2 separate regions of the Mus musculus genome follow, and region 1 is linked to region 2. The links are chromatin loops, found by intact Hi-C in ENCODE. Cell type or tissue: heart. All regions are shown on one strand. Each heading gives the region's core, and the rest is flanking DNA. Links, peaks and the distances in the headings are about the cores only.

Region 1 (16,598 bases), core at 5,665-13,664, 240 kb before region 2:
AGAATGTATCTGACTACACTTAGAAGGACTGCATTACTAAACCCTAGTAAATAAAACACAAATTCCTAATTTTATTCTTTTTTTCTAAAAAATATAAGAACAAGCTTAATTTTAATAACTCACTCACTAAATGGAACACTAATAAGCTGATATTTACAACAGACTACATTAACCAAGAAGAAAGAAAAGAGCTTTCCATTAAAACCTGAACCTTTTACCTGTTCTGTTCTGTTCTGTTTTTTCTTAAAACTATTCACTGTCTAAACTTGAGAAAGAGGACAGTTCCTTCTGAAATTTAAGGCTAGGCCGCCATCTTGTGGCTCACCGTGGTATTGCTGAAGCTCTGACCAGTCACTTCAGCTTGCAAAAATGAAGCATTAAATCAGCTTCACATTTTAAAAAGTCGTATGCAACTGTCAGGATGAGGACTTACAATTTAAAAAGAAATAACTCTGGAACGTGCGTGCTGTGTATCAATTTCTTTCAGGTTGAAACCTTGCCTCCTGGAGGGCGGCTCAGGAGACTGCGGGTAGACCAAGCCCTGCAGAGCTGAGAGAGCTTAATGAGGCCCTCCCTAAGCTGAGGGGACAGGAAACTGCCTGGGAGAGGCTGCTCAGAGTCCTCACTTCTCTGAATGACAATGAGTCCAGGCGCTTGGAGAAGATTCTCCAACCTGCCGAGCCACCTGCAGGGCATTCAGACAGCATGCTCACCGGCCCAGGGTGACACTTCCGTGAAGCCATTGCCTTTGAGCCAACACTTGCTCCATAGGCAACTGGCTCAGATAGTTCTGCAAGGAACCACAACAAACTCCTTGGTTTACCTAACTGGACATTATTGCTCAGTAATTGTTACTTGATTGGTTGGTGGTTTATAGGGAACCAGAAACAACCAAATGAGACATTGGTATCCCTCTCTCAGGACAGTCTCCCTAAGCTATCTGACACTTCCTGTTAGGCTTCTTCCACAATGTGCAAAACCCTCCAGTAACTGCACTGAACACAAAGCATTCAAACTACACTATCTCTTATAATTACCAAGCCTACTTTGTTTTAAACATCTATGAAAATAACAAAAAATTAAAATTGAACAGAGAAAAATATTAACTATACTGCACTTACATTATGACTACTTCCCATGGTCTCCAGCTTGTGTACTACCAGCTGTCCCAAGACTTCAGAACATCCTGTCCTTAAAAACCTAAGAGATTTCATGAGATATAACACACACACACACACACACACACACACACACACACACACACACACACACGTGTCTCTGTCTCTGTCAGTTTGCCTCACTGCCTGCCTGCCTGCCTACCTCTCTGGGTCTCTCTCACACACAACACACACAACACAACACAACATACACCACACACACACACATTCACTCACTCAGTCTCCAACATTTAGGGCCTGGTTGGGGGGGACCTATGGAACATGTAGCCTGGAGTGCCTATGGGGAGCCTATGGAACATGTAGCCTGGAGTGCCTATGGGGAGCCTATGGAACATGTAGCCTGCAGTGCCTATGGGGAGCCTATGGAACATGTAGCCTGGAGTGCCTATGGGGAGCCTATGGAACACATAGCCTGCAGTGCCTATGGGGAGCCTATGGAACATGTAGCCTGCAGTGCCTATGGGGAGCCTATGGAACATGTAGCCTGGAGTGCCTATGGGGAGCCTATGGAACATGTAGCCTGGAGTGCCTATGGGGAGCCTATGGAACATGTAGCCTGCAGTGCCTATGGGGAGCCTATGGAACATGTAGCCTGCAGTGCCTATGGGGAGCCTATGGAACATGTAGCCTGGAGTGCCTATGGGGAGCCTATGGAACATGTAGCCTGCAGTGCCTATGGGGAGCCTATGGAACATGTAGCCTGCAGTGCCTATGGGGAGCCTATGGAACACATAGCCTGGAGTGGGAAACCTGGAAGAAAACCTCTGTCTACCTTTTCAACCACTTTCCAAGTCTCTACTTGAAATCTATGAAACTATGGTCAAACACATGGTACATAAAAACTTCAAAATAATGCCACAGATGGAATGAGAAGGGGAAAGCGTTAATATTCTGCCTGGAGTCCACCCCCACGGTTACCTGGCAACAGCCAGGTAGGCCTGACCTACTATACAAGGGGTTGCTTGCCCGTCCTCTTACTCTCTTGCCTCTTGCCCTCTTGCTCCCCTCTCTCTCTGCACTCCCCTGCTCCCTCTCTCTACATGGCCATGGCCAGCCTCTACTTCTCTCCTCTCCCCTCTCTGCCTCTCTCTGCCTCTACTACTCTTCCCCTCCCCATGGCATAAATAAACTCTATTCTATACTACACCATCATGAGGCTGGTCCTCAGAGGGAAGGAATCCTTACTTAGCAGGGGCCTGCCAAGGCACCATTCCCCCACACCTCACCACACGCCCATAGAACATGTCTTAATATTTATCTTTTTACAATCACAACAGAAAGCCCTCAGGGAAAATATCATAATTACTAATAAAGTAATTTTACCTTTTGCAATTCTATATTCTCTCAAAATAATTAATGATAATAGCAATGACTAAGACTTCAGCTGCAAAATCCAAATGAAGTATTTTTCTGAAGGCCAAGACATCTTGAAATGAGATTAAATACATAGTAGACTACAGACCGGATCAAAAATCTACTAGCTTTCCATTCTCTTTCTAATCTGAAATTACCAAATCATGAAAATAGTGTTATCTTAGTCTTACTAATCGTAACAGCAACAACACAAGCGTTGGCCTTTTGGGAGATGAAATGTAGCCTCCTCCCATCCACCTCTGAAGAGAGTGGCTGATCTCTCTGGAAACGCTCCAGAACACTGTGAAGTATCTGAGGCCCAGAAAGGAGCTGCGGAAGACACTTTCGGGAGGCTTTTTCAAAATAAATCCCACACAACAAACGGAGGAAATTCCTACAAGATGCCGGTTCCCTCTTCTCCTTGCTTCTAACTACTTGGGAAATGTTCCCAGTCCTCAAGCATCTGTCTTCGTCTCCTCTGCGATGGGAGTGTCACAGACAGACTGGGACTCGGCAGAATTAGTCACACCAGGGCTAAGGCCATCGCTGGTCCTACCACAAACACCAGTCTGGCTCCAGGACGGTCAGGACTAAATGCAGACAATGAAGATCGGTCCCTGTGCTTGAGTCCTTCCCTGAATTCTTCTGGAGAGCTCAGTAACGAGCAACCCAGCCGAGGTCATTAATTAACATTTGGGCGCTTTTAGATGTCAGAGAAAAACAAACCATTCTGAACATAACAAAGTCACCATGTGGACTACACGCCATTGAACATTTCAAGTTCAGGATCATTTAATATTTCAATGGCATAAAGGAATAATACTTTAATAATATAGATATTAACCTCTAGAAAGATTAAGTAACTTGTCAAGAATCACTAAATTTAACAATTAGAGACACCTCTGGATGAGGCAATGGCTGTACTTGTGTCTTCCTGGTTTGTTATTGGTCCCATCATATTCTCCACACCTGATCTGACTCATGGCTTCCCCGCCTCTTTTTTTTTTTTTTTTTTTTTTTTTGGTTTTACGAGACAGGGTTTCTCTGTGTAGCCCTGGCTGTCCTGGAACTCACTCTGTAGACCAGGCTGGCCTCAAACTCAAAGATCTACCTGCCTCTGCCTCCCGAGTGCTGGGATTAAAGGCGTACGCCACCATGCCCAGCTCCCCCCTCTAAAGACGTATACTGTAAACATCCTTTTGACGTTTTGACATTGGCTGAAATATTGTAAAGTTGCTTCCCACATCTGCTCTGTTTGAGAGTTAACGTAATCTAGCTTGCTCTCTTTCCCTCTCAGCTTCTCCCTTACCAATCTTTCTTCCTTTCTTAATATAAAAGGTAAACTAAAGAGTATTATTCCATACTAAAATCCAGCAACTACGCTTCATGTCAGAAGCTGCTAGTGAAAGAAAAATATAATCAATAACAGAACATAAAAAGAACGATCTAGCAATTTCTATTCATTCTATATATAAATTAACATCATATTTAAGTATGCTTTACATAATAATTTACACTGCAAAGTAAACAGCTAATGTTTAATTTAAAAAACATACTTACTAATATAGCCCTATAGCTTATTTACAGATTAAGATAAAGCTTATTTTAAACTAGAACTGTAACATATGTAATTTAGTGTTAGACTATATCCTTATAACAAACAGATACTATTACCATGATGAAATGCTAGGCAGTAAATCTTTGTAATAAAGTTACAAAGTATAGTGAGTGGCATTAATCTTCAGTGTGCACTAGAAGTTTATCTCTTGAATATTTAGCCTAAATACAGCTGCATTTAAATAGAGTATGTAGAGTTCTAATGGCCAACAAAATGAGTACAATCTATGTATCAGCTTTTAAATTTTCTATTAAACCTGTTTTCAAAACCTTTTCATTCCTGCTGTGAGTGGAATTGTATTTGGTCTCAGCAGCAGCTAGTCAAAGGGAAAATATAATCAATGAGGAAGAACAGAAAAAGAAATACCTAGAAATTCCTATTTCATATAAAAGGGAATCTTTAATCTATTCATTCTATGTATAAATTAGCATCACATTTAAGCATGTTTTAAGTGATAATATGTATCACAGAATATTCTACATTATAAAGTTTTGTTTATTGTTATCAACTGCCTTCAAAAGAAACCTTTAAAAAATACTGCACACAACTTTAGAAGCAAAACTGTGCTCAGAAAGTGACCAAGACAAAGAAGGTCTCCATCTGCTGGTGAGCTCAAGGCAGCAGCAAGGTGAGCTCTGAGTCTATGGACACAGAGACAACAGGCAGACAGTAAACACTGCTACAGTGAGCTCTCATTGTCTTAACTCAACTAGATAGAGATGGCATGGACTATGGTGTGATTACTGTCCACCACAGCCATCCACAGCGGCCACCCAACCTGCAGTTAGAATGTGGGGGTTTTCCTAAGGATGCTCCCACCCAAGGCCAACATCTCCTAATAAGGATTAAAATGCAAATTATCAGGTTTCATCTTCATGCTACGGACTGGAAACTCAAGCAGGGGTAGGGATAGTTCAGAGACCAAGTCAAATTCAGCAGAAAACTACATCTGAGAACAAATATTTCTGTAACAAAAAGTCAAAAAAGAAAACAAATTGGAGAGAACTTTGTAAAAACACACTAATAATCAGAAAAGAATACTTGAAATTAACAATAAACAAAAGATCCAAGGTAAATGGGGAAAGAATCTGTGGTAGTGACGAGTGTACAAAGAATGATGGTGAGGAGAGTGACCCCTGCTCTCCACTCCCTCTGGGGAACGTAAACATGACACTGAGACTATAACACAGCCAAGAAACTCGACTAACATCGATATAGGACCAACAGCATAGCTTAAATTCTTTACTAAAATATTATACATTTATTTTCAAATTAAAAAATAACTCAACAGAAATGTGCAGGAAATTTCATCCCTCACTGATTATTTTTAAAAGGTATTCCTGCATTTAAAACTGAGGCCCCTGAGAAAATCCATATGAACACCTGTCTATAAGCACACAATGAAACAGACCCAAACATACATCTTTTCCAAACGAATAACCTCACAGCCATATGCTTTTATACTCATAAAGGACTGAGCAAGCTTAGGAGCAGTTTACAAAGGAACCTACAACACAAACAGAAAAGAGGACTTGTCGGGCACGTTGGTAATGCGACAAGAGTCACATGCCAAGCTAATACACCATATTCATAATTTCTAAATGGAGTTTTTAACATTTAAAATTCACCAGAATTTTACTTTTAATAACGTTCAACAACAGCAGGGAAGGGAAACAGCAGCCTAAGTGTGAGGCCGTGCAGCCTGTCTGTCAGGTCAGAGTGCACACCCCAATGTGTAATGGCCGCCAGCGGAGCGAGAGGCAGCCTCCTCTTTACCTTCTCTACCTTTCCACCGTTGATGTCACTGGGAAGGAACTTCTTGCCAATTGTTCTCAAATCTGTCTAAAATAAATATTTTATCATTAAAATAGAATTATAGAAAATTAAAACTAAATTCAGGCTTAGGATCAAAAGAAATTACTTCAGGTTTGTGGAACAAAAACTAAGCAAACATCTTTAACTAGTAATAAACTATAGTTGCTATTTTCAAATAATGTACTGGCATCTGTGCATTGCTCCAGGAAACAAACAGTGAGAGGCCGAAGCAGCACATTTCTTTGTTACTCTTCTACCTTAGTCATTCTTCTCCACTGAAATCCCCAACAGTACATCACTATGTCCTACTGAAAGCTAATGCCGTATCCAAATATCAAATGATAGCTCTGGACTACAATAAAGCTGTGTATGTTTTAATAACCAAATCCCATATATTCTTAACATCCAGAGCCATGAAAACCTATCACTGCACCAGCCTAACACCCCTAGTGCAGCAAGCAAAGGCAGTGACAGGGAAGGGAGCCGCTGGGCAGTGGAGCGGCAGCGCCTGCCCTAAGGCTCTCTGTCTCCCTGCTTGCTATGTAACCTACAGCGGTGAGGGCAAACGGTGAGGAAACGGTAGGTAGGTATGTGTAATTCAGCACACCATCACACACAGAAACTAAAGCATAGCGGCTGCTCACAGAGGTGACAGGAGCATCCTGACCTGTGACAAGTCCATATACAACGTGGGGCTCTTCAGGACTATGGGAGGGGCTGTCTTCAAAATGAAAACCTAAGATTATGTGGAAGGTCATTCTATGGAATATGGATCTCAAGAGAGATAATAAGACTGTCTTTTATACTTACTAAGCACTGAATAGTGTGCAACAAATTAAGACTGCACTTAATTGTTTCTGAATAATTCAAATATTTGAACCTAAATTGCATGGAAGATTTTAATGCTATTTCTTAATATTTATATTTTCCTACTTACAAATGAAAACAATAATACTTGTCTTTTTCAACACAAAAATCTGAGCATAAAGAAAACATCTAACCCTGAGATACAGAGGGTGGGCAGAGGCTCAGTGGTCACCAGCACTTGTTGCTCTTGCAGAGGACTTGGCTTTGGTTACCAGCACCCATATGGCGGGTCACAAGCATCTGCGCTGCAGCAACCTCAACTGACTTCCCAGGCCGCCAGGTACTCATTTATACAGGCAAGCCAACCACGAGTACACAGAAGGAAAGGAAATGATGTTTTCAAATAAATTAAGGCTACAGCTAATCTAACGCAAACCAAATGGAAAACTGTTTTAAAGAATTGTCAGTTCTTACTATTATGAAGCTACTCAAAGTATGGATTCTACAAAAAGTTGGAAAGTGGACTTTTTCCTTTTCATTGCATTGTATATGATATTTACAACTAGCTAATATTAGGTCACTAAACTTAACAAGTATCTCTGTAACTTTTTTTTTCCATTTTTATTAGGTATTTAGCTCATTTACATTTCCAATGCTATACCAAAAGTCCCCCATACCCAGCCACCCCCACTCCCCTACCCACCCACTCCCCCTTTGTATCTCTGTAACTTAAGAGACAAAAATTAAAGATCTCCTCTAAGTCATTTACTTATCATAAAACACAGTTTATGATGAATTTTTCATTGGTATAGCTTAAATTTTAAAAATGTCTAAATAAAGTTAATAAACGTAACCTACATTGAGAGCAATCAGGATGATGTCATTTATGCTGCCTTTCCCAGGAGAGCTTGTGCAGGCTTCAACGCCTTCATCTGAAAGGTACCTGTTAAATAAAATAAACAGCATAATAGTACCTACATTTAATAGTAAGCAAAATTTTATAATATCCAGTTTTATTTTCTATTTAATACTAAGAGCAAAACATCCTAGTCTATATGCTATCCTAAGAATACATACATATTTTTCTATACCCTTAATGGGATAATATATAAAAATAAAATTATCCATATGATTTGTGGGAAAAGCCACTGAGTTCTAAGTCTGCCTGTGATGCGCTATCTTAGTTTCAGTAGAAATGACACGTTATATAAGTTTAATCTGCTTACAAAATTTCCAAAATGATTTTTAAAAAATGAACAAAAGCTTCCTTGGAATTGTCTTCCCCAGGGAAGAGCACAGTAATTGATCATCCAGTAATTGATCATCCAGTAATTGATCATCCAGTAATTGATCATCCAGTAATTGATCATACCAGTACCAAATACCAGTCAGTCAGTCCTGAAAACATGCATACAAGTAACGTTATGCAGGCTGAGCAGTTTATTTATGCATTTAAGAATACATACGCATATACACATATGTATGTAACAATAATTAATGAAAATAAAGACCATTTATTTGCAAGAGAGCAAGGAGGGGTGTATGGGAAGGATTAGAGGGAGGAGAGAGGGAATGAGACCATTATACTTTAATCTCAAAAAGAAAACATGCATTGGTTTTAAATGCTGCCTGAGTTAGCAAGAAGGCTCAGTTAGACAATGCACTTACAGAGTGTCCAGATAACTCTAGTTTGATCCCTGTCACCTATGAGGTTTAAGAAGAGAGCCAGCTCCCACAAGCTGTCCTGACTACCATGCTTGCACTATCGTACAAGAGTACACACACACACACAAAATAATAAAATTATTGGTGTCACTTAATTACCATTCAAAAGCATTTCATTCAACTTCAAAAACAACCATTTCAAATCAGCAGTCAGCTCCAACTAGATGGAAAATTGCAGAGCAGCAGAGCTGAAGGTCACTACCAACACCTTCACCTCAGGTTAAGAGACAGACACACCCAAACCCTGAAAACATCTGGAAGGCAGAAAGCCAGGGTAAAAGACAGGCTATTGTTTCAACCTTACTTGCTACATCCAGATGTCAGGGCTCAGGAACACCCACTATAACCAGGATGGCCAAAACAAAGCCAGCTTGCCCTGATCTATCTCTGAGTCTGGGACAATCCATAGGCCTCCTGGCCAGCAGCCCTGCACACTGCACAAGGCCCTACCACCAGGCAGCCATGACCCAGCTTCAGCATGGGGACCAGGGAGGCAGTTACTGTCTCATCTCATTTCCGGCCCTTGTGCTTTTATTAAGCCAAACAAAGCAGGCTTCGGCTCACACGGGCACATGCACTCCGATACGTAGGAGCTTGTTGGGTCATCCACAGAGCAGCACATGCTCACTCGTGCAGAGATGCGGTGTGACACTGTGGCTATTTCTCTAATAGTGAACAGTCACAGCTAACCGTTTCAGGTGAAAGTAGAAGGGGTCTTTTATGCCATTTCATACAGCACGGGAAAGGGAAGAACACAATCAGACCCGCAACTAATGTCCTTACCAGCGGCTGTCAGCTGAAGGTGTCAATCACTTATGCTCCTGTTTTGTCAAGAGTTCACTAATCATATATATATATATATATATATATATACACACACACACTTTATATAGATATTCACATATATAAACATATATATTGAATTGAATTGAATAGGTATATATGAATAGGTATATATGCGTGTTTATGTACATATACATGTATATCTCCACTCACTGAGATGATCAATGTCCACTTATGTGTGAACTGAAACTCAAACTTCGAAAATAACAGGACAGAGTCTATTAGTACATACAGACAGCACGTAGTCTATTAGTACATACAGACAGCACGTAGTCTATTAGTACATACAGACAGCACGTAGTCTATTAGTACATACAGACAGCACGTCGGCTTTAAAATGTCAATGAGAAAACCATCCTCTGAATTAACAGGGGCTCTATCAACCTAGACACAGGAGCCATGTGACAATGAAGCAATAGCCTTGTCTCTGAATTAAATGTCTTCGTGGGACTTTTACTGCAGCTTTGTGTTTTGGTTTCTTGAGGGATGGGGGAAGACGGTTGGCAGGGGTGTGTCTCTGAACTATATTTTTTATTTGCTGCCACACTGAGTCACTAGCTCCTATATGATATGTAGACATCAGATTGAAAATTTAATATGTAATTCCTGATGGAACATGAAGATAAAGTAACTAAATTCCAATAACTCAAGCTACTGTGGGCACAGCAAACATATGAAATGTAAAAAAAAAAAAAAAATCACTTATGCTCACACTAGAACCACTCAATACATGGAGACTGCAGAGAGCAAGTTTCCACCTTCCCTCCACTGCAGACAGCGCGGCCTTGACAATATGGTCTCCAATAAACCTTTGTTCTGCCCACGGAACAGTCTACTTTACAGGCTTTACTGTGTCTTGCTTAAAAACATCTTAAAAATTCAAACAATATACAAATAAAAACAAAACAAACATATAAAAAGGCAGGCCCATAAGAATAACAGATTATTCAACCAAAACTTTTAAGACCAGAAGGGCATTGAAGGATTCCCTATTGCCAAACCATATTACTGTTATCAGCAAAATTATGTGACATAACTGAAAAGAAAATACTTTGCATGATAAAAATTGACTAAGGGTTTCTATGACCACTTAGCAAGCGCTACAGAAGATACTCTGTGGTGGTTTGAACTAAGAATGACCCCCACAGGCTCATCAGGGAGTGGCACTACTTGAGAAGGCTGAAGAGGTGTGGCCTGATTGGAGGAAGTGTCACTGGGGGCTTAGAAACCACAAGCCAGGCAGACCCGGCATCACTCTCTATTCCTGATGCATGCGAACAGAACGGAGAACTCTCAGCTCCTTCTCCAGCACAGTGTCTGTCTGTGTGATAGCAGGTTCCCTGTCACGATGATAACGGACTAAACCTCTCATCCTCTGAAACAAGCCCCAATTAAATGCTTTCTTTCAGAACAGTTGCCATGGTCACGGTGTCTCTTCACAGCAACAGCAGTGTGATCAAGATAGAGTTGAAAGAATCGTTTGGCAAATCCATCCATAAGTACACAAGAAAGAACAAGCCACACTAGAACAATTGAGCTGTGTAGATGTCCAGTACCTGATGACCATACAATGGAATTGTGGTACCTCTACATAATGGAACTTCATTCATGTCTAAAGAAAGTGAAATGACAAGGAAAATGGACGGGACAGGAATTAGTATACAAAGTGAGGTAACCTAAAAACACTTGCTCTGTCTTATACACGGATCTTCAAGATTTTCAATTTGTGTGCTGAATTTGGAGTGTTCATAGAGGCCTGAAAAGTAGACGGTCCATGATAGCGGGAAGGGTGCAAGGACTTAAGGTGGCTGAACAAAGCAGAACACATGACAAAAGTAGACAGGGAAGTCTGTGGGTTAGAGGGTCAAGTGCAGACGGGGAGGTGAGAGACAGGCAGGAGGGCGGATACATGAGCACGCTCACATGAGCGCTCTCTCTCTCTCTCTCTCTCTCTCTCTCTCAGTCACACACACACACACACACACACACACACACCAGAGGGGGATGAGTGTGTGTAATTGAACGAAATGTACATAAAAGTGAATGAAAAGACTTAACAACAACAAAAGGATGAGCACAGGTATCCTGCATGGATGAGAATTTTTCTTCCCAAGGGAAGCATTGGTTATAAGATAAAAATCTCAGAGCAAGGGAGGTCCCAGCAACCTCACAACAACACAGTTGCTGCTTTTAGTTGCCTATTATACCGAGATAAGAGCTTTTCCTAAGGACATAATACACTTCAGTTGCAGGACACAGAAATCAAGCTGGAAATACAACTTTTTCTATGGTTCTATGGTTTCTATGGTTTACATATAGATGGCCCAAAGCTAGCTATATATATATATATATATATATGTGTGTGTGTGTGTGTGTGTGTGTGTGTGTGTGTGTATACATATGTATATATATATATACATATATATATATATATATATATATAAAAAGAGAGTGTGTGTGTGTGTGTTTAAAGTCCCTCTGAGTATAAGTCCTTGGTGGTAGTCTTAATTTAGTAAACTTCTCTCAATACAACATATATTTCATTTAATAATAAACTATCTTTAGAATTGCTTTTCTCAGTGTTAACTTTTTATGATTTATGTACAAATCGAAGATATTTTTGCTGCTATATTAATCTGTTATAATAATTTTCCTGCATACACATACATTCACAACACATTAAACATTAGTGTCTTTTACATCAAATTTTAGTTTGTTATAAAAATAGACACACTTAAAGTCAAAGAAATCATCATGAAAGTCATAGTACACAAAAGGCCTAACTTCAGAAAAATAGTCTGTAGCAGAAATAAGACAAATGTGCAAAAACTTATTTACAACTAACTAAACACTACAGAGTATCTATTATCCTGAAAAGCTAGTTAAGGAAATACAAAACAATATGGATACTTAAAATTAACAACCTGCTGGTCAACTTTAAGAATTTCAATGGCCAGAGTAAAAGTTCTAGGGGAAATCTTTTACAAAACTATATCTAAGGTAACATTTTAAAGCATTTAAAATTTGGAAACTAAAAATCAAAAGTTGTTGTTGTTAAGGACTGTCTTTGAAGAGCTGACCTAACAGGGATAATTATGAAGACTGCACTACCGGAAAAGACCACAAGATGGCAGCATCGATTCACTAGTAAAATACTGCATTGCTGCTGGAAAGCAAAGCCTCAAATAAACGTACTAAAGCAGGCTAGGACATTTCATTGTTGTTGTCGCTGTTGTTGCTGCCAGGAAATAAAGAGAAAATAAAATGAACTGTTGGAATTTCCGAATTTTTGTTTGATATAAAAATCAAGTTTAGAAGAAACTCCTTTAGTAGACATTCAAAGGTACAACTGATAAAACAAAAAACAGTCCATGAAAAGATACATTTGTTTACTTTGTTTCTACACTTATCCTTTGGAAATGCAGAAATTTATGAATACAGTGTGAGTGTGTGACTGTGTGTGTGTGAGTGTGTTGCATAAGTGCACGTGGGGTTCCAAGGTTGGCATGGGCACACTGTCCTCAAAGCCCACCATAATAGACAGGTACTGTGCTGAGCCTGGAGGCAGCTGCTCTGGTGCTAGCATGTCTGAATGCCAGGGTCACAGGCAGGCAGTCACATCTGCACTGCTTATGTCTGTCTGAGGAAGCCCAGCTCCGGTGCTCAGATCTGTACAGTGAGCACCTAATTGTGTTCTGATGTGTAGTAGCTACAAAGATGCTTTCTTTCTCTTTCTTTCTTTCTTTCTTTCTTTCTTTCTTTCTTTCTTTCTTTCTTTTTTGGGGGGGGGCATATTTTCTTTATTGACATTTCAAATGTTATCCCTTTTCCGGTCCTCCCCACCGCCCCCAGAAACCCCCTATGCTATTCCCCCTCCCCCTGCTTCTATGAGCGTGCTCCCCCACTCACCCACTCACTCCCACCTCCCCGCCCTGGCATTCCCATACAATGGGGCATCAAGCCTTCATAGGACCAAGGACCTCTCCTCCCACTGATATCCAACAAGGCCATCCCCTCCTACATAGACAACTGAAGTCATGGGTCCCACTATGTATACTCTTTGGTTGGTGGTTTAGTCCCTGGGAGCTCTGGGGGTCTGGTTGTTTGATATTGTTCTTCCTATGGGGCTGCAAGCTCCTTCAGTCCTCCTTTCTCTAGCTCCTCCATTGTGGACCCTGTGCTCAGTCCAATGGTTGGCTGTGAGCATCGACCTCTGTATTTATCAGGCTCTGGTAGAGCCTCTCTGATACAGCTAGCTGTATCAGGCTCCTGTCAGCAAGCACTTCTTGACATCTACAATAATGTCTGGGTTTGATGACTGGTGGGGCAGTCTCTAAACTGGTCATACCTTCAGTCTCTACTCCACACTTTTTCTACATATTTCCTCCCAAGATGATTTTGTTCTCCTTCTAAGAAGGATCAAAGTATCCACAATTTGGTCTTCCTTCTTGAGCGTCATTCGGTTTGTGAATTGCATTTTGAGTATTCAATGCAATCACCATCAAATTCCAACTCAATTCTTCATAGACTTAGAAAGAGCAATTTGTAAATTCATTTGGAGTAACAAAAAACCCAGGATAGTGAAAACTATTCTCAACAACAAAAGAAATTTGGGGGAATCACCATCCCTGACCTCAAGCTGTATTAAAGAGCAATAGTGATTAAAAAAAACCTGTATGGTATTGGGACAAAGACAGGCAGGTAGATCAATAGAGTAGAACTGAAGACCCAGATATGAGCCCACACACCTGCAGTCACTTGATCTTGACAAAGGAGCTTGAAGCATCAAGTAGAAAACAGACAGCAACAAATGGTGCTGGTTCAACGGGCAGTCAACATGTAGAAAAATGCAAGTTGATCTATTCTTATCTCCATATACAAAGCTTGATCAAGTCCAAGTGGATCAAGGACCTCCACATAAAACCAGAGGCACTGAAACTAATAGAAGAGAAATTGGGGAAAAGCCTCAAACACATGGGCACAGGGGAAATTTTCCTGAACAGAACACCAATGACTTATGCTCTAAGATCAAAAATAGACAAATGGGATCTCATAAAATGGCAAAGCTTCCGTAAAGCAAAGAATACTGTCAATAAGACAAAACGGCAACAGACTGGGGAAAGATCTTTAACAACCCTACATCCGATAGAGGGCTAATATCCAATATATATACAAAGAACTCAAGAAGTTAAGACTCCAGAGAACCAAATAACCCTATTAAAAAATGGGTACAGAGGTAAACAAAGAATTCTCAACTGAGGAATACTGAGTGGTTGAGAAGTACCTAAAGAAATGTTCAACATCCTTAGTCACCAAGGAGATTCAAATCAAAACAACCCTGAGATTCTACCTCACACAGGTCAGAATGGCTAAGATCAAAAACTCAGGTGACAGCACATGCTGCAGATACTGGAACACTCCTCCATTGCTGGTGGGATTGAAAGCTGGTACAACCACTCTGGAAATCAGTTTAGCGGTTTTTCAGAAAATTGGACAGAGTACTTCCTGAGGACTCAGCTATACCACTCCTGGGCATTTACCCAGAAGATGCTCCAACCGGTAAGAAGGACACATGCTCCACTATGTTCATAGCAGCCTTATTTATAATAGCCAGAAGCTGGAAAAAACCCAGATTCCCCTCAACAGAGGAATGGATACAGAAAATGTGGTACATTATACAATGGAGTACTACTCAGCTATTAAAAAGAATGAATTTATGAAATTCCTAGGGAAATGGATAGAACTAGAAAATATCCTGAGTGAGGTAACCCAGTGAAAAAAGAACACACATGGTATATACTCACTGACAAGTAGATATTAACAACAATGCTTTCAATATTGTTTCAATAATTGTTTCTCTCTGATACCAAAATAAAAATGACATTTGAAGACTAACTATAAAAGATAGGTAACAATACATCATAAAATCATTTCCCTATTTAAAATATTAAAATGCTTTCCATACCGAACCAACCCATGAAGATTCTAAGCCTGGAAGGTTTATTAGAACAGCTGAGCAAATAATAATTTTAAAATATATCCTATAGAAGAATACAAACTGATCCATTCCTATCTCCTTGTACTAAGGTCAAATCTAAGTGGATTAAGGATCTCCACATAAAACCAAAGACACTGAAACTTATTGAGGAGAAAGTAGGGAAAAGCCTCGAAGATAAGGGTACAGGGGAAAAATTCCTGAATAGAACAGCAATGGCTTGTGCTGTAAGATCGAGAATCGACCAATCATAAGATTGCAAAGCTTCTGCAAGGCAAAAGACACCGTCAATAAGACAAAAAGGCCACCAACAGATTGGGAAAGGATCTTTACCTATCCTAAATCAGATAGGGGACTAATATTCAATATATATAATGAACTCAAGAAGGTAGACTCCAGAAAATCAAATAACCCCATTAAAAAATGGGGCTCAGAGCTAAACAAAGAATTCTCACCTGAGGAATACCGAATGGCAGAGAAGCACCTGAAAAAATGTTCAACATCCTTAATCATCAGGGAAATGCAAATCAAAACAACCCTGAGATTCCACCTCACACCAGTCAGAATGGCTAAGATGAAAAATTCAGGTGACAGCAGATGCTGGCGAGGATGTGGAGAAAGGGGAACACTTCTCCATTGTTGGTGGGATTGCAAGCTTGTACAACCACTCTGGAAATCAGTCTGGTGGTTCCTCAGAAAATTGGACATAGTACTACCGGAGGATCCCGCAATACCTCTCCTAGGCATATATCCAGAAGATGCCCCAACTGGTAAGAAGGACACATGCTCCACTATGTTCATAGCAGCCTTATTTATAATAGCCAGAAGCTGGAAAGAACCCAAATGCCCCTCAACAGAGGAATGGATACAGAAAATGTGGTACATCTACACAATGGAGTACTACTCAGCTATTAAAAACAATGAATTTATGAAATTCCTAGCCAAATGGATGGCCCTAGAGGGCATCATCCTGAGTGAGGTAACCCAATCACAAAGGAACTCTCACAATATGTACTCACTGATAAGTGGATATTAGCCCAGAAAATTAGAATACCCAAGATATAAGATACAATTTGCTAAACACATGAAACTGAAGAACAAAGACCAAAGTGTGGACACTTTGCCCCTTCTTAGAAGTGGGAACAAAACACCCATGGAAGGAGTTACAGAGACAAAGTTTGGAGCTGTGACGAAAGGATGGACCATCTAGAGACTGCCATATCCGGGGATCCATCCCATAATCAGCTTCCAAACGCTGACACCA
Region 2 (16,598 bases), core at 2,788-10,787:
TAGTTAAATGAAGTGCTATTGGTGGGATTCTTGGAAGACTGGTGTGCTTCAAAGAAGTGTCAGAGAGCTTCCCTCACTCACATCGGAATACAACTCCGGGATACAGGCCTAAGAGAAATTGACTACGCTGGCATCTTGATATTAAGCATTTAACTTCCATGGTGAGGAAATAAATTCCTGAAGTTTAAGCCCCTAGCTAGTGCTGTAGTGTAATGATGGAAAGAGCAGACTAGATAGATACACCGCCATACCCATTTGTTAGCATATTGTCTAGAATTCCTTCTCTGATCCAGAAAGAGAATTGAGGAGTGTGGTAGAGGGTATATATATCTGCTAAAATATCCACTTGCACCTCCAGAAAAATGATTGTCAGTGTCTTTGCTGGATCTTTCTTACAGTCCTAGAATATTTGATGGTCATAAGATCAAACTGTATGTTGCAACAGTGATACAGTACACTCTGCTTCAGTTTCATCATCAGTGAATACAGGACGTTACAAAGGATTTGATAGAAGGGAGCAGTGTTGTGGTACCCAAGAAACTTAACAACACAGATCCTTATAAATGACACAAATAATTAATGGGTAATACTTGTCAACTACAAATACGATAGAAATGATCGGACCTAAATAAATTTAGGAGTAGAATTTTTAAAAAATATATGAGTATAAAGAAGAAGAGGAGGAGAAGAAGGAGGAGGAGGAGGAGAAGGAGAAGGTAGCACCACATTGACTGTCATTAACTTGTGTGAGCTCTCATAAGGATGGTGAATGCCCTTAATACAGTTTATTATCACTATGTATTTGTTTCTCATTTCTGCCTGCTAAGTATACGTAATTCCATGAGCAATTCTACTACCAGTAGTGTATCTTTTTTGTGTTAGTGCTAGTCTATTTGTTATTCTCAACCCTACTAGAAGTTCATGTTCTAGGACTTCTTTATGTTTGTAATGCTGGTATCTTTCCTCACTGAGTACTATTAAGGGTCTTTCTGAGATTAATCACGTGCTAAGATTGCCAACTCACACATTCCTAACCTTGTCAGTTCCATTTGCACTGTTTCTGTTATTTACTATGCTCTTTTCCTTTTAAAAAATGCTTCATTTAATATCACCTTCAAAATTTAAAAAGTCTTTATTTGTTCTTTTACAAGCAACAAGGACATTAAAGGAAACCTAAATTTTAACCAGAAGTCACATAGCTGATGTTTTTTATTCTCTGATCTTAAAGAAGTTGTCTCATCATTATGTACTTTCATTTTCTCCAACATTCCATGCTTCCCACTTATTTTATTTATTACCTTTGCTTATGAGTGCCAGAGTTAGAGAATGCTTAAATCAATATATCATTTGTTTATGAAGTATTTTCTTTGTGATCATGAAGTACGTACTGCTTGAAGGAGTTCCATGGGTGGGTCCATGAATTTGGCAGGGCCAAGGTGGGGGTAAGGGGTGGAGGATGGGGGTCTGTTAAGTCATTTAGCCACATAGTGAAATAGTGTTTGTAAAATGAGAAAAGTAGAGCGATGGTGTGCCTTGTGATGGCTTGGTTGGCACCTTGACACAGCGGAGAAAAGGGGACTTCAATTGAGGAACTACTGCCATTTAGATTGGGCTGTAGGTATGTCTGTGAGGCATTTTCTTTTTTTTTTTTATTTTTTTAATTAGGAATTTTCCTCGTTTACATTTTCAATGCTATCCCAAAGGTCCCCCATACCCACCCCCCCAATCCCCTACTCACCCACTCCCCCTTTTTGGCCCTGACGTTCCCATGTACTGGGGCATATAAAGTTTGCAAGTCCAATGGGTGTGAGGCATTTTCTTGAGTTTTACTTAATGTAGGAGGGCCCAGCCCGCTGTAGACGATACTATCCTAAGCAGGTGGGCCTGGGCTATATAAAAACGGTTGCTGAGCAAGCCAGGGGGAGCAAGCAAGTAAGCAGCACTCCTCTGGTTTCTGCTTTAAGTTCCTGCCTTGAGTTCCTTCCTGCCTTGACTTCTCTATCTGATAGTCTATAACCTGTCATATGAACTATCTTTTCTTCTCAAACTCTTGAAACAAATGACTAAGGTGTCTATTTAACATATGAAGGTGAGCCTGACTACCACGTTCTTCCAACATTTCTCAGACCCTACCTGTTACAGAGTATTTCTGGCATACCACACCCTCTACCCACTCCTCCACCTCACCCCCCACTCCCCCTGCTGCCCAAATCCCCTTCTCCCAGAGGCTCTTCCCTATTTAATCTAGCCATTTTGGTTATAGGCCTTTCTCTTATCTTTTTGGCCTCTTAGCGTCTGTGCCTGGTTCCCCTCTTCCTCTTCTCCCTCCCCTCCACATGTCTCCTCACATGGCTCACGGTCAAGTCTGCTCTGGATTCAACCAAATGCCTCCGCCTCTGGCTGTGCTCTCCCTTTTATCTACAATAAACTTTCTTCTCCACCATACCTAGGAGCAGTCATGTCCTTTACTATTTTTTTTTCATTCTCTCCCCAAGTTGCTTTCAGGCAGTGTTTTATCACAGCAAAAGAGAAAGTAAATAATGTATGCTCTAAATTCAGTATCTATAAGTTAAACTGAGGTATTTTATGATCAGCTGAGCAGCAGATTGCTGAGATTCTGATTGAAAATTGGGGGGGGGGGGGCAAAGGACTGAGAACTGCATAGAAAGAAAAGGAGAAATGATAGACAATGCTCCCCAAAAGATATAAAAATGTCCCATAGTATTAAATATATACTAAAGTCACTGCTAATTAAAATCTAATTATAAAAACAGGGGAAAAAAGGATGTTCCCAACTGTGTGACTGCTGACAGTAAAAGATAAGATAGTACATTCCATTGGCCAAACTGAATGGAAGTAGGCACTCTAAGTGTATGTGTGTGTGTGCGCGCACATGTGTGTGTGTGTGCGTGTGCGTGTGCGTGTGCGTGTGCGCGTGTGTGTGTGTGTGTGTGTGTGTGTGTGTATCTGTATATCTATACTTGGTTCTGTGTTTGTGTCTCTATGTGTGTGTGTTTCTTTTTTTTAATTGGGTATTTATTTCATTTACATTTCCAAAGCTATCCCAAAAGTCCCCCACATGCTCCCCCACCCACTCCCACTTCTTGGCCCTGGCGTTCCCCTGTACTGAGGCATATAAAGTTTGCACAACCAATGGGCCTCTCTTTCCACCCATGGCCGACTAGGCCATCTTCTGATTCATATGCAGCTAGAGACACGAGCTGGGGGGGGGGTGCGGGGGGGAGAGTACTGGTTAGTTCATATTGTTGTTACACCTATAGGGTTGCAGATCCCTTTAGCTCCTTGGGTACTTTCTCTAGCTCCTCCATTGGGGGCCCTGTGATCCATCCAATAGCTGACTGTGAGCATCCACTTCTGTGTTTGCTAGGCCCCGGCATAGTCTCACAAGAGACAGCTATATCAGGATCCTTTCAGCAAAATCTTGCTAGTGTATGCAATGGTGTCAGCGTTTGGAAGCTGATTATGGGATGGATCCCCTGATATGGCAATCTCTAGATGGTCCATCCTTTTGTCTCAGCTCCAAACTTTGTCTCTGTAACTCCTTCCATGTGTGTTTTGTTCCCAATTTTAAGAAGGGGCAAAGTGTCCACACTTTGGCCTTCCTTCTTCTTGAGTTTCATGTGTTTTGCAAATTGTAACTTATATCTTGGGTATTCTAAGTTTCTGGGCTAATATCCACTTATCAGTGAGTACATATTGTGCGAGTTCTTTTGTGATGTTCAACATCCTTAATCATCAGGGAAATGCAAATCAAAACAACCCTGAGATTCCACCTCACACCAGTCAGAATGGCTAAGATCAAAAATTCAGGTGACAGCAGATGCTGGCAAAGATGTGGAGAAAGAGGAACACTCCTCCATTGTTGGTGGGATTGCAAGCTTTTACAACCACTCTGGAAATCAGTCCGGTGGTTCCTCAGAAAATTGGACATAGTACTACCGGAGAACCCCGCAATACCTCTCCTGGGCATATATCCAGAAGATGTTCCAACCGATAAGAAGGACACATGCTCCACTATGTTCATAGCAGCCTTATTTATAATAGCCAGAAGCTGGAAAGAACCCAGATGCCCCTCAACAGAGGACTGGATACAGAAAATGTGGTACATTTACACAATGGAGTACTACTCAGCTATTAAAAAGAATGAATTTATGAAATTCCTAGGCAAATGGATGGACCTGGAGGGCATCATCCTGAGTGTGTGTGTTTCTGTGTGGGACTCTTGGTATCTGTGTGTGTATGTATGCACATACTGTGTATGATGTATATATATGATGTACATGTGAGGGCAAGTACAGGCATGACATAGTGCACATATGTCACATAAGCTGTCAGAGGACAGCTTCCATTAGAGCGTTGGTCTGCACATTTATGCCTCATTTTCAATGCAGACTCTCTCATGTCATTTTTGTCGGTACAGGTGTGAGGTTAGCTAGCTTGTGTGCTGTGGGGCAATTCTCCCAGACTGGTACTTTTTATATGTGTTGAAAATGAAAACTAGTACAACCATTTCAGTGGGAATTTAGCAATTACACATACCCATATATCATATATATATATCATACACACATACACATATACAGAGAGAGAGAGATCATTTAGTAAAGTGCTTGCTACACAGGACCTGTATTTGAACCTTCACAGCTCATGTTAAAAAAGAAAAAAAAAGCCAGGGCAGTGGCACGCATGTGTAATCCCAGCACTGAAAAGGCAAACATGTGAGCACTCTTTTGCTCATCCTCTGCTCTTCTGTGTCCTACAAGAATGAGTGTATGGAGAGACAGGGCTAAAGTGTCCTTAGCTGAAGTGCAAACTTATGCTTTCTTTGGAAAGTCGGTTATGTTAATTGATGTTTTGCTGGGGCACAGAGGTGAAAGGATGTCTTGCTAAAGCAGACATATGGACGAATGTTTTCCTGAAGCAGACACAGGTGAAAGGATGTTTTGCTAAAGCAAACACGTGAAAGGATGTATGAGGTTAAGAAGAAATATGAATGTAACCCAACAGACAGTGTATGATGCTAGAGATGGTATTGCCATTCCTTACTGGTCTTTGTTTGTCACGACTTTATAGAAAGAAATGCACCAAAAAACTTCTGGCAGCTTCTTGCCACTTCCTTGGACTTGGGCTGATTGGCCGAGTGAAGTGGAAGTTTCTGGATACGTCAGCTGACACAGACTTTCATGGAGTTTTACTGAGGCAAGATCTGTGGGAGGACATGTGATGTCTGGAAGGAGTATAAATAGGACTCAACGGACAATGACAGCTGGCTTACATGGCTAGCTTTGCAACACTTGACTTAGTTGAGAGAGGCATGGCAGAGAACTTCTCCTGGCATCCCCGCTGGCCCTGGTCACTCCTGCTGACTTGTGCCAGTTCAGCAGCGGCCTGGCTGGTTCTGCTGGGTCGTGCCACCACTGCTGATTTGTATTTGTTACCCTGACAGTACTTCTAAACAGGGTACAGCAGAGCCTTGTGGTTTCTTCTGGATCGACCTGACATTGCCGATTTGTGAATGGTGTTTATGAGTGGATTGAGCTGTCACTGCCAATTCCTGTGAACTGAACTGCTGATTTCCTGACAAAGCAGATTGAATTTTCTCCAAAGAACCATTTCTAACCAGGTCCACTTCCCTATATCCTAGTAACGGTTCTCTTCCTCTGCCTCTGATAGGTGGTAGGCTACAAAAGGAAGGTTAAAGCATTTAAGAACCCTTATTAAAAGTAGGTTCTGAAAAATCAAAAAAAAAAAAAAAAAGAAAAAGAAAAGAAAAGGATTCTTAGGAGCTTGCTAGCCAGCTAGTCCAGCTAAGTGAGTGACCCCCAGATTAAGAAAGAAATTCTGTCTCAAAAAATAAGGTGGAGAGAGCTGAGGAAAATATCTAACGTTGACCTCTGACTTCCACATGCACACACTCACATGCATGCACAGATGCACACATAGGCATACATATAAGCACACATATATGCATAAATATGCTACGGCATATTATCATCATAATAATAGTCATACTCAATGAAATAAATTAATAAGTAGAGAATACCAACATGGCTATGTATGTTATAACAGATATTGAAAGCAGTGTTTTGGGATCCATGTTGTATGGCTAAAGAAATAAAAGCTTCCTAAAAATATTGTTAGATAGTGATCCTCTCAAAACTAAGTTATGAGTAGCAATTCAATGACTACCTTTTATGTATTTTAGGATTGCGGAAATAAATAAATATACTGTGGATAATGATAGTATGATTTCTCATTGTGGGAAAAGAGATGGGGTATGCTATCATGAACCCTGGGGTAGTAGTTTGGAATCTGAAGCTTCAGTTTGGAGGTCAGCTTTTCCTATATTAGAAGATATATCAGCTAAAGATATAGGTAAATACATATGGAATGCATGGATGTGCACACGTGCGTGTATTTTCTTTCCTTCTCTCTCTTTGCGAGTCTACTGTAGTACCCTCGCAGCATGCTCATCCATCATTTTAAAAACCTCATCATCTGAGCCAGGGCTCCTTGGCCTGATTCAAGAACTCAGGCAAGAGCATCTCAAGAGGAAGCCTGAACTGTTCTCCTGGGCCAAGAAGCAAGGAGGTGGTCAAGATGTGACAGATGTGCAAAAGGCCAAGTGTCTCCTCGAGCAGCCCCACTGCTGGGACTGGAACATGCAGAGTTAAAATATCCAGCCTCACACTTATGTAAATAAACAGCAGATATAAGCCTTTCTTTTCCACGATTGCCTCCCCTAATAAAAATGGGCTGTTGTCACCTGTCCTGCAATTCTGCAAGGATTCATTGAGGGAGACAGTTTGAACAAGGCATTGCATGCACATATAATCATCCTACATTATGCAGATTCGCTTATAAATGTTAATTTGTCTCCCTGACTCATTTTTTTTTTTGGACACAATCATTACCCAGAATGCCTGAATATCACAATTTTGAACTTGAATCACTTTTGGTTTTTAGTCTTGGAAGTCTGTTGTCATTCCTGTTTGGTGGCCTCCTTCTGAACACAGCCTAGAGTATCCAGAGTGCTCATGTGGAACTCAGCACCATTTCCTTGTGTTCTGTGTTGCTTTTCCTCCCTCCATGTACACTGTGGTCCAAACTGGCATGATGCTGTTTTCTGCTAGATGCCCTTGGCATACCAATGGCCAGTAGAGAGCGCTGCAGGCTTGAAAAAAGATGACTCTCCTGTGCACAACCCTCTAGGGAGATCAGCTGCCATCCCACAAGGCTGTTTATCTCCTATGGTAAATTCCAGCTTGGCCACAGACACACTTTAAGCACATCTTCTTTTTCCTGTGTGAATATCGGATAGACCTAATTTTAGTATCATTCAAAAATGATGATGATCCTATTTTCTGTGGGTATTGTCTTCTAGTTATTTTGATCCTTGAAAGCAGAAAATGTTTCTACTTTTTTTTTCTTTTTGGTTAATCCTTCAACGTTCAATTTAATAATCTTCACAGCAGACTTGATGTTATCAACCCAGTTTTAGGTATATGCTAATCTTAGGAAACAGATACAAATCAAATCTTCTATGTCTGAGAGAGAGAGAGAGAGGAAGTTATGCCTGCCATTTGCCCGGGACTTGAGGATGCAGCACTTTTTTACAAGGTAGGATACTGTGCATGATCTGGATATAAATACATTAAACTTGACATAATTAATGATAATTAAGCAAAATACTGTTCACTCATTAAATATTTGTCAAGCATTCATGAAAGCCCCACACTATGTAGAACAGTGAGGATAAAATAGTCTTGTGGCAAATAGCAGACCTCTGTCCTCAGTGAGTTACAAAGCATACAGATGTGCAAACGCATGTAGTAATGTGCCATGATCTATGTGCCATGTAACCATGGTACACTGTGGTGCAAGGAAGGTATAGTGGGGTACCAAGGTCAAGGGGTGCTACTGAAATGACTAAAGAGGTCTTTACAGAGATGATCAGTTAGGGCCAAGTTTGAAATTCAATCTGTCAAGGGCAAAGAGAAGAGTTACAAAGGTTAGCTTGACCATAATCAAGGAAACCATCTAGCAAACAGTTGCAAAAGTTTAGTCTGGTGGCAATGACAGTTGGGCAGTGAGACTATCAAGCACCCCACATTCTGCAGATCTCGTTATAGGAACTGGGTAAATGAATATCCACTCAATATACAAAAGGAGAAATGAAAAGAGAAATCAGATATAAAGAAATAGACGTAGGCTTATAAATCATCACTAGTGAGGCTGAGTCGCAGGGTACATGTTGGAAGCAGGCTTGAGTATAACCAATACTGTCTCAAAAGAGCACCAACAAAGTTAAAGAAATAGATTATTATGAGACGAATCATTCGCTTATTTAACAAATTTATATTGTACAACTGCAGTTCTAGGGTCCAAGGAGCTTGTTACCAAAATCTCTGTGCTCTCAGTAAATGTGGATTTTAGAGGCTGCCGAGATGGCTCCGTGGTTACGAGCACTTGCTAATTTTGCAGAAGACCTGCAGTAAGTTCCTAGCACCTACAGAGAGGCTCACAATCCTCTGTAGCTCCAGTTACAGAGACTGCAACACCCTCTTCTATCCCTTTTAGAAACCGAGTACATACGTGGTACATGTATATACATACAGAAAAACACTTACACATGAAATAAAAGGTAAAACTCTTTTTAAAAACTGAAGAAATGTACATTCAAATACTATTTTGGTTAATCATTTTTGCCAACTTAATTGGCTTGAAACATCACCTAGGAGATTACTGAAGTGAATCTCTGGATTAGTCTACAAACGTGTTTCCGTGGGTTATTTGATCATGAAGGTTCTGACCTAATGAATGGCTTGATCCCTTGATGGATTCATAGTCTGATGACATTTTGAGGTGATGAAAAATAAAACTGGGACTTCATAAAAGTAAGTGGGCTAATGGAGTGTCTGTCAGGTTTTCTCTTCTCCAAGTCCCCTTCCCATATTCCACTTCCTCTGCTTCCTGCCCACCGTGATGTGCAAAGTCCTACCCCACCATGCTTTCTTAGGCATGATGGGCTGAGGTTACTTAACCATGAAGTCCTTCCTCTTTGTTTCTGTTATATACTTTGTTACAGAAACAAAGTAATTAATACAAATGGGGAAAGCAGACAAACATACGTGTCAGTTGTGCTATAAATGCTAGAAACCAAAGCGAAAGAGAATAGGAGAACTATAAAATAGGAGTGGAAGGCATGGCAGATGGCGGCTAGGAAAACACTCCAAGATAAGAGTTCGGTCAGCAGGAAGTGAGTGAAGAAAGGAGAGCTATGCACATGTCTGGAGGAAGAGTGCTCAGGCTACAGCAGAGGAGGCACAGAGAAGAGAGGAGAGAAAGGCAGACAAGAATAGAAAGGACAAATGTGATGGGCTGATCTTGGACAGATTGTGACAGGATATCTTTCCAGACACACGGCTTGGCTGCAGGTTTTGGGCCCATAATAAATATCAGTTTCAGAGGAGTGGAGGCCAGAGAGAAAATGGAAGACTCGAGAGTGAGTCCAAGCTTCCTTGATGGAGTCCTAGTGCGGTCCGGGAGTCACTCAGCATAACTAAAACGTGCTGGGGCAGATGTGAATCATTTACTCTAGGATATGTGGAGTTTGAGAGATCCAGGAAGTGGCTGAGAGATGGTCAGCAGGTCAGATGTACAGGACTATGTTGCTCCAGAGAGATATCAGAACAAGAAATAGTAACAGTGCACTTAAGTATGGGAAGTGATAGAGTTACTAATGCTGGAAGGGGAGGGAAAAGGACCCCAATGTAGGAGCTAGAGAAAGTACCCAAGGAGCTGAAGGGGTTTGCAGCTCCAATGGAGAGCTCCCAGGGACTAAACCACCAACAAAAGAGTACACATGGAGAGACCCATGGCTCTAGCTGCATATGTAGCATCGGTTATCAACAGGAGAAGAGGCCCTTGGTCTTGTAACGGCTCTATGCCCCACTGTAGGGGAATGCCAGGGCCAAGAAGAGGGAGTGGGTGGGTTGGGGAGCAGGGGGAGGGAGGAGAGGATAGAGGAAGGGAAACCAGGAAAGGGGATAACATTTGAAATGTAAATAAAGATAATATCTAATTAAAAAAAATACTTTCCAGGAAAGGCAGAAGTAAAGAAGAGAGCCAACAGGGCAGAAAAAGGATGCTTGGAGGTACAAATAGAAATGGGAGAAATGCAGCATCGCAGAAATCAATGGAGAAGAGATCTCTTGGGAAGATACAGCAAGATTGTTCACCGAGAAAACACCATTTACAGGAATTACCTTTTTGAGAAAAAAAAAATTTCAAAAGGAAGAAATGAGGCAACTGATAACCAGAGCGAAATGAAGGCAGTGGAGAAAGGGCCGTTCTCTCTTTTGTGTTTTTGCTTTAAGGGTGATTGAGCCTAACATGTTCTCAGGTCTTGAGAATGGACGAGAATTCCAGAAAAGAGAATAAAATGTGAGGAAAGAAGGAATGACTAACTGAGCGAACTCACGAAAGACAAAAGAGCGAGGGCATTCGTTCACTTGGGAGTCTGGCCTGCTGATGAGAATACCACTCTGTATAAAATGTGGGCTCCTGTCTTATTTTCAGTTCTGACATTTTCATGTATTTTTGTGAACATTTTTATTTTTAATGTTATTTAATGGGGTGGGGGAGGTGTCTCGGTGGATAAAGTACTTTCTGTGTAAGCAGGAGGATCTGAGCTTACATCCCTAGCACCCATGGACCTGCCAGGCAGGATGCTGTACATTCAGGGAGGCAGAATAGGAGCATCCTAGCCACTTGCTCATTCATTGGTCTAGCCTAAATAGTGAACTCCAGGTTCCATGAGAGATCCTGTCTCCAAAAAATACGGCGGTGAAGAAGACACATGCCATCCTCCTACCACCATATAGGCGCACAAAGATGAGTGAATCTACACATACAAATGTACAACCACACACACACACACGAATAAAATTTGAAAGTTTTTATTTATTTTTCATCAGCTGAAATTTTGCCCTACAGCTCTTGTTCACACACATGTGCATTTACACACTTGCTAATAAATGTCATTATGAAAATGTCATTACAGTTCACACTAATCATCACTAAGGAAAGGCTCACTTTGTCACAAGGGCTGAGGGATCTAAGAAATTAGGTAGACGTGAATACTTTCTTGAAGCTCATTGGGGACTGTAGAGAAGTTGAATGCTTCGTGACTGATCTAGTAAGGAAAACTAAATGGAAAGACACCGGACAAGGGACTTATCTCCCACAGATGGGCCTGGGTTCCATTAGGTAGTCACGAAATCAATCTACAATAAATCCCTTATTCTTTGGTAAAGCTTTCTCCCGATTGGGGGCAAACACAGCAATACTCAACAAAAGCATATCTCACAATATCATCAAATTATGGACCCATGTAGCACATTTCCTTAATTTAGTACATTTCTTTCTCATGGCAGAATTTATGTCCTTCCCTCCATGATAGCTTTCCCCATCTCTGATATATTCATACAGGAGATTTATGAGTATCATATCTCTACTACTTTTCTAACAACATAAAGTGCTACCCACATAGTTGATTGGCATAGCTTTTATTTCTTGTTGAAACCTAATTTAAATTCTTTATTGCCGCTGATTTACAATTTTCACTGGTGATAAAAAGAATAAGGGGGGTTTACTTCTGAGTATCAAGGCTCACAACATTATAAAAATAGCTAGTTGCTGGCAAAATGTCCTACTGGCCAGTCATGTAAACCTAAGTAATTATTTTGTCATGTATTGGCAAAAGAGCTGACATCTATTCATAGTCTTATTTCCAGGGTGTGATAAAAAACATTTAGCACCTACCTTTATGTGTTTGCCAATTTCTATAATGTAAATGATCATGGTTGATTTCAAGTTATTGACCTAACATTACTGAGTGTTAGGTAGCTCATAAATGTATTCTATTTCTACCATACAGGGGAAAAAAACAGGAATGCAAATAGTGAATACAAATAGCTGTGCAATGTATTTAAAATAACTAGCTTGTGATAGCTCTTGGTGTGGCTACCTTAAAAATATAGAGAGGGGATGTATTATAGTTGGTAGAGTGTTTATGTAGAATGCACAAGGCCCTGGGATTTATTCTCCAGTGCTGCATACACCAGTCATGGTGGCACACACCTAGAATCCCAGCATTTGAGAAGTGGAGACAGAAGGATCTGAAGTTCAGAATCATCTTCAGCTATATAGCAAGTTTCAGACCAGGCTCGGATATGTGAGATTCTCTGTCAAGTCAACAGCAATTTTAAAATTTAATTCCAAATTCTAATTTTAAATACTTTAGCTTTTAATAATAGATTACAAACTTTCTGAAAACAGAGCAATGAGTTCTAATGAGCATGGGTGGACTAGGTCTAGTACACCTCTGTTACATTCTAACCTCAGTGGGAGGGTTACTTATAAGGAGATAAATAAACTAGACAGAGCAGCATCTCTGAAGGGTTCATGACTGCCTAGTAAGAGAAACTAGGAGATTTCTGAATAAGCAGATCTTCCGTTCAGTGCTACAAGATTAAAATATATCATGTGTCTTGAAACATTTACGTCGCTTTGATTCTTCTAGCTTTGTACTATGCAAGTGGGGTCATACTTTGAGTCTGCCCTGTTCTACCATTCTGTTGGTAGATGTAAGAGAATGGAATCTTTCTCTATTGCAATTGAGTCTATGTCGTAAGATGGCTAGTGTTGGGGCTGGAGCTTTACCTCAGTGGTTAAGAGCAGTTGGCTCCCAGCAACTGGTTCCTAGCCACCTATAACTCTAGCTACAGGGAACCAAGGGATCCAACGCTTTTCTTTTTAATTTTTAAAAATTTTATTTCTTCATTGAAATGTGACATCATTTTTCCCTTTCCTCCCTCCAACCCCTCCTGTATCCTCCCCCTCAAACTCCTTTTTTTGTTATTGTGCCCTCTTCTGGTCTTCAGGGGTACCTGCATACATATACATTTTTTAAATTACATCTTTTTTTAAAAGATAATTAGCCTTTTCAAACACAACTCACAGAGAATTATTCTTGGTGGGAATAATACCTCTGGGATTGAGACTTCTTTTAGCATTGCTTATGTGAGAAGAAAAATTTCATTTCCTCCAGTCTCATACTGAAGTCACTGCAACTTAGGAAAGTGTCTTTTTATTTTCTCCACTCTCAGTTGCTTCTGAATAGGCCATATTTTGGACTTACTTTTCAGGGCTTGAATCAGTCACCCAGATTTGAAAGTCCTGAGCTTAAATATACAAATTCTAACTACTGAGATGCTATCCACTCAGGAGAGAAACCAAGAATCCAAGTGCCAAATCTTGGGAGTTCAGCTCACCTGAAGGTGAAGAGCAAACTGGAAGACGCAGTTCTCAACGATTGTCATTTCTAGGTCTAGCTACTCACACTGTTGAATGCCACAATAGAAATTTTCCTTGAATGCAGAAGCTATACGTCGTTGATATTTTCCATTTATATACTGCCTAGCAGATTTCCACCCTGAGCAAATTGCATTTTAAAAATACTTCTCTCCTTTGGTTATAAAAATCTGCCAATCAAACAAACCATTTTCGTGTAGGGTTTTCCAGTGGTCTTCCCAACCAGAGTTAGTTTCTAGAAAATTCTGCTAAACGATTAGTCTTGAATAAGGTTTTATCACATACAATCAAATTTGAAAAATATAAGAGAGAAAGAAGGAATAAGGAAAGAAGGGGAGGAGGGAGGAAAGAAGGAAGGAGGAAGGAAGCAAAGAAGGAAGAAAGGAAGGAAGGACAGACGAACCTGTGCCTTCTCTACATGACAAGAGCCAGGAGGAGTCTTTGAGGACAGTCACTGCTGTATTTACTATGATATGGGCCAGTTGGTTTAAAGCTAAAAGAGATGGGGGTGCTTAATATTAAATTGAAGATTATTGTTCTGATACCATTCTTACTCAAGGACTATTGATTTTTTTTTTAAATCAAGCTGTTTAAAAATGTTGTGCTAAGGATGAAACCGTATTCAATGACAAATGGGCTACATAAACTGTCTTCACAGGCCGCTTATCAAAGCCTTTCACATGGTGCTGGACGTTTGTTTTGATGGCAGAATCTGAGTCCCGCACCCTTATCTAGCTTCATTATTATGGATATGAACATGGTTCCCTAGACTCTGGCTGGTTCCACAAAAGGATTTTTTTTTAATCCACCTTGATAAATTCTCCATTCACTAAGAGCTGGGGACTGTTTTTATTCAGCTCTATTGTAGCTTAAAGACATCTGACCTGAGTTTTTGCAGAAAGTTGTCTTTATAGGGAAAACATTTAGGCTACAGTCTTTAAATATTATGCCCTTGTCCCTTCTCTTTTACTTTGTCCAAACCAGAAATAAGTGCCTTAAAAAAAATGTTCACACTGGAGAATCCAGGAGGTCCTACGATGAAACATGGGCACTAGAGAAGAACTAAGAGCTGCTGAATCCCTGGAAAAGCATTCTGGGGGAGCATCCATCTCACATCAGCACCATATCGCTTCAGATCTGGACAGCTCTTAGGGAAAAAGCAGTCCCACAAAGCTGCGTTATCAATTGTAGAGGTTTCTCGGTTTGTGCAATTATTCTTTTTTGGTTTATCATAACCAAGAAGTTGACAAGGATCTAACAAGCCAGCCGGGGGGCAGGGGGTGGATGGGTGGGTGGGGGAGGAGGGGGGAAGGGAGATGTCTGTCATGATGGTCAGTAACACCAACTCTGAGTTTGCTAGCAAGGGTATTTACTGTAAGCTGGGTATTCTATTAACACTAACTTATTTATGTGTAACACAAATGCCTTGGAAGAAAACCTTACTGTCTCTACTTTATAGTTTAAAACATGAGTCATGGAAGGGCCAGGTGGTTTACTCAAGGTCACAAGCTTAGAAAAATAATCCAAACTGAAGCATCCTAGTCCTGGGTTCCCACCCTCCTGCACCTTGCCTCCCTTCCTTCCTTCCTCTGGCCCTTTCTGCCTTCCTCAGTAGTTGCATTTTTAAGTTCTTTCAGATTTTCAGGATCTAAAGTGGTCTTACGGTATCCCAGTAATTGGAGTTATTTATAAAGAAGCTTTTAAAAGTAAAAAAGAACAAAGGAAGTAAAGAAGACCCAGGAAAACTTGAAGCAACTAAAGCACAGAGGCCAATTAGAATCCTTCCTTCCCCACCCAGTCCCCACCAGCATCTCTACCTGTCTCGGATTTGACTTGCTTCCTATTGGTTATTCTCCTCTCTTTCATCTTTACTTCTATGTTTTTGCCTTACTCTTTATGATAGCTAATCTTAGTTGTCAACTGTCCCACATGTTGAATCAGTTAAAGTCCAAGCAGCTGGGCATACATGAGGAGGAGTATTCACCGTAGGACCACTTGAAGTAGGAAGACTAACCCTAAATCTGGATCATTTGACATGGAATGATCTACCTTAAACCCAGGCCACACCTCCTGGTGTCAACCTACCTAAAAAAAAAAAAATGGAAAAAGGAAGCTTTGACCTTTTGCCTACTTGTCCTCTCCCCCACTGGCAGGATCACCTATCCTGCTGGTCAGGTGTTTTTTTGCTGGTATTAGAATTACTTCCTCAGGATTTCAATGTACATTGAAGACCAGCTGAGACATCCAGCCCTGTAGACCGAACAACTACCGATTCTTGGCTTGTCCAGTGGGAGACAGACACCCATTATTAGACCACTTAGACCTGTAAGTCACTCTAATAAATTCTCTCTTAACATACACTTATTGATTTCATTAATTAATTAATTTATTAATTAGTTCCTTAGTTCTGTTCCTCAAGAGAACCCTGACTAATATACTCTTATTATTACCTCGTGACCTTGGTTTTTGTGCTTAAAGCACAACTTTCACTAGTATGAGAGAGTTCAGCTTATGTATTATTCATCTGGATTAGATGCCTCTCCTATACTCTTCCTTGGACCAATTCTTCCCTCCATTAAACACCTTTTAAGGAGGCTTCACCTGCTCCTGAGAAATTCCTTTAATGTGCTACTCCTCAAGCCAACATGAAAATGGACAGCATTATGCTTTTACACATGACTTCACTCTTCCATCATCTACACCTGTCACAAGATCAACCAATCAAAACTTCTTTCTTGCCAATATAAAAGGGTCTTTTTCGTTTTACCCTTTTATTCAAAAGACCAATATTAAAAACCTTTAAAGATAACCCTCCAATGCCATCTCATAGAACAACCTCCAAAAAAAAATGCTGAAACATAAATGCAGCATTTAATTCTAACACCTATCTAATGTTTTCTATCAAATAACTGTGGCATTGACTCTGGTATGTAGTACACATCAAATCACAAAGATGCTAAAGCTAGAATAATGTGTCTGTTACGGTATGTTGACTAATCAAACTGCTTTTCTATCTAAAAGAAGCAGTGTACATTTAACAGAGGGAATAGGTGAGTCTCTCTAGGAGGGTAAGTTGTAATTTGTTAATTCTTTGCCCTAATCTGGTCATGTACCATCTTGTTTGCAGCAACCCAGACAGAACTCAGTCCTTTCTTTCATTTCTATTAAAATAAACAATGATCCCAATTACCTTTAGACTA

What was found. A loop is a pair of places that touch in the nucleus more often than their neighbours do. Peaks named below come from ENCODE experiments on the same cell type or tissue, not always from the same donor. Only the 100,000 strongest peaks of a DNase experiment are listed, where the experiment ranks them.
Region 1: it touches region 2 in a loop (3-fold over the local background); 4 of 42 quality-filtered maps call a loop at or near these places.

What each region holds. Positions count from the first base shown.
Region 1 is chr14:87,448,150-87,464,747 of GRCm38, reverse strand. Tdrd3 (tudor domain containing 3) reads right to left here. Exons shown (of 14, transcript NM_172605.3): 2 at 7,630-7,714; 3 at 5,926-5,991. Among named protein-coding and RNA genes, the nearest start is that of Tdrd3, 40 kb to the right of the region's middle. In heart, for the core only: no CTCF peak of the experiment used is centred there; no DNase peak of the experiment used is centred there.
Region 2 is chr14:87,205,897-87,222,494 of GRCm38, reverse strand. No RefSeq gene overlaps it. Among named protein-coding and RNA genes, the nearest start is that of Diaph3, 73 kb to the right of the region's middle. In heart, for the core only: a CTCF peak has its summit at 7,185 (motif pointing right); no DNase peak of the experiment used is centred there.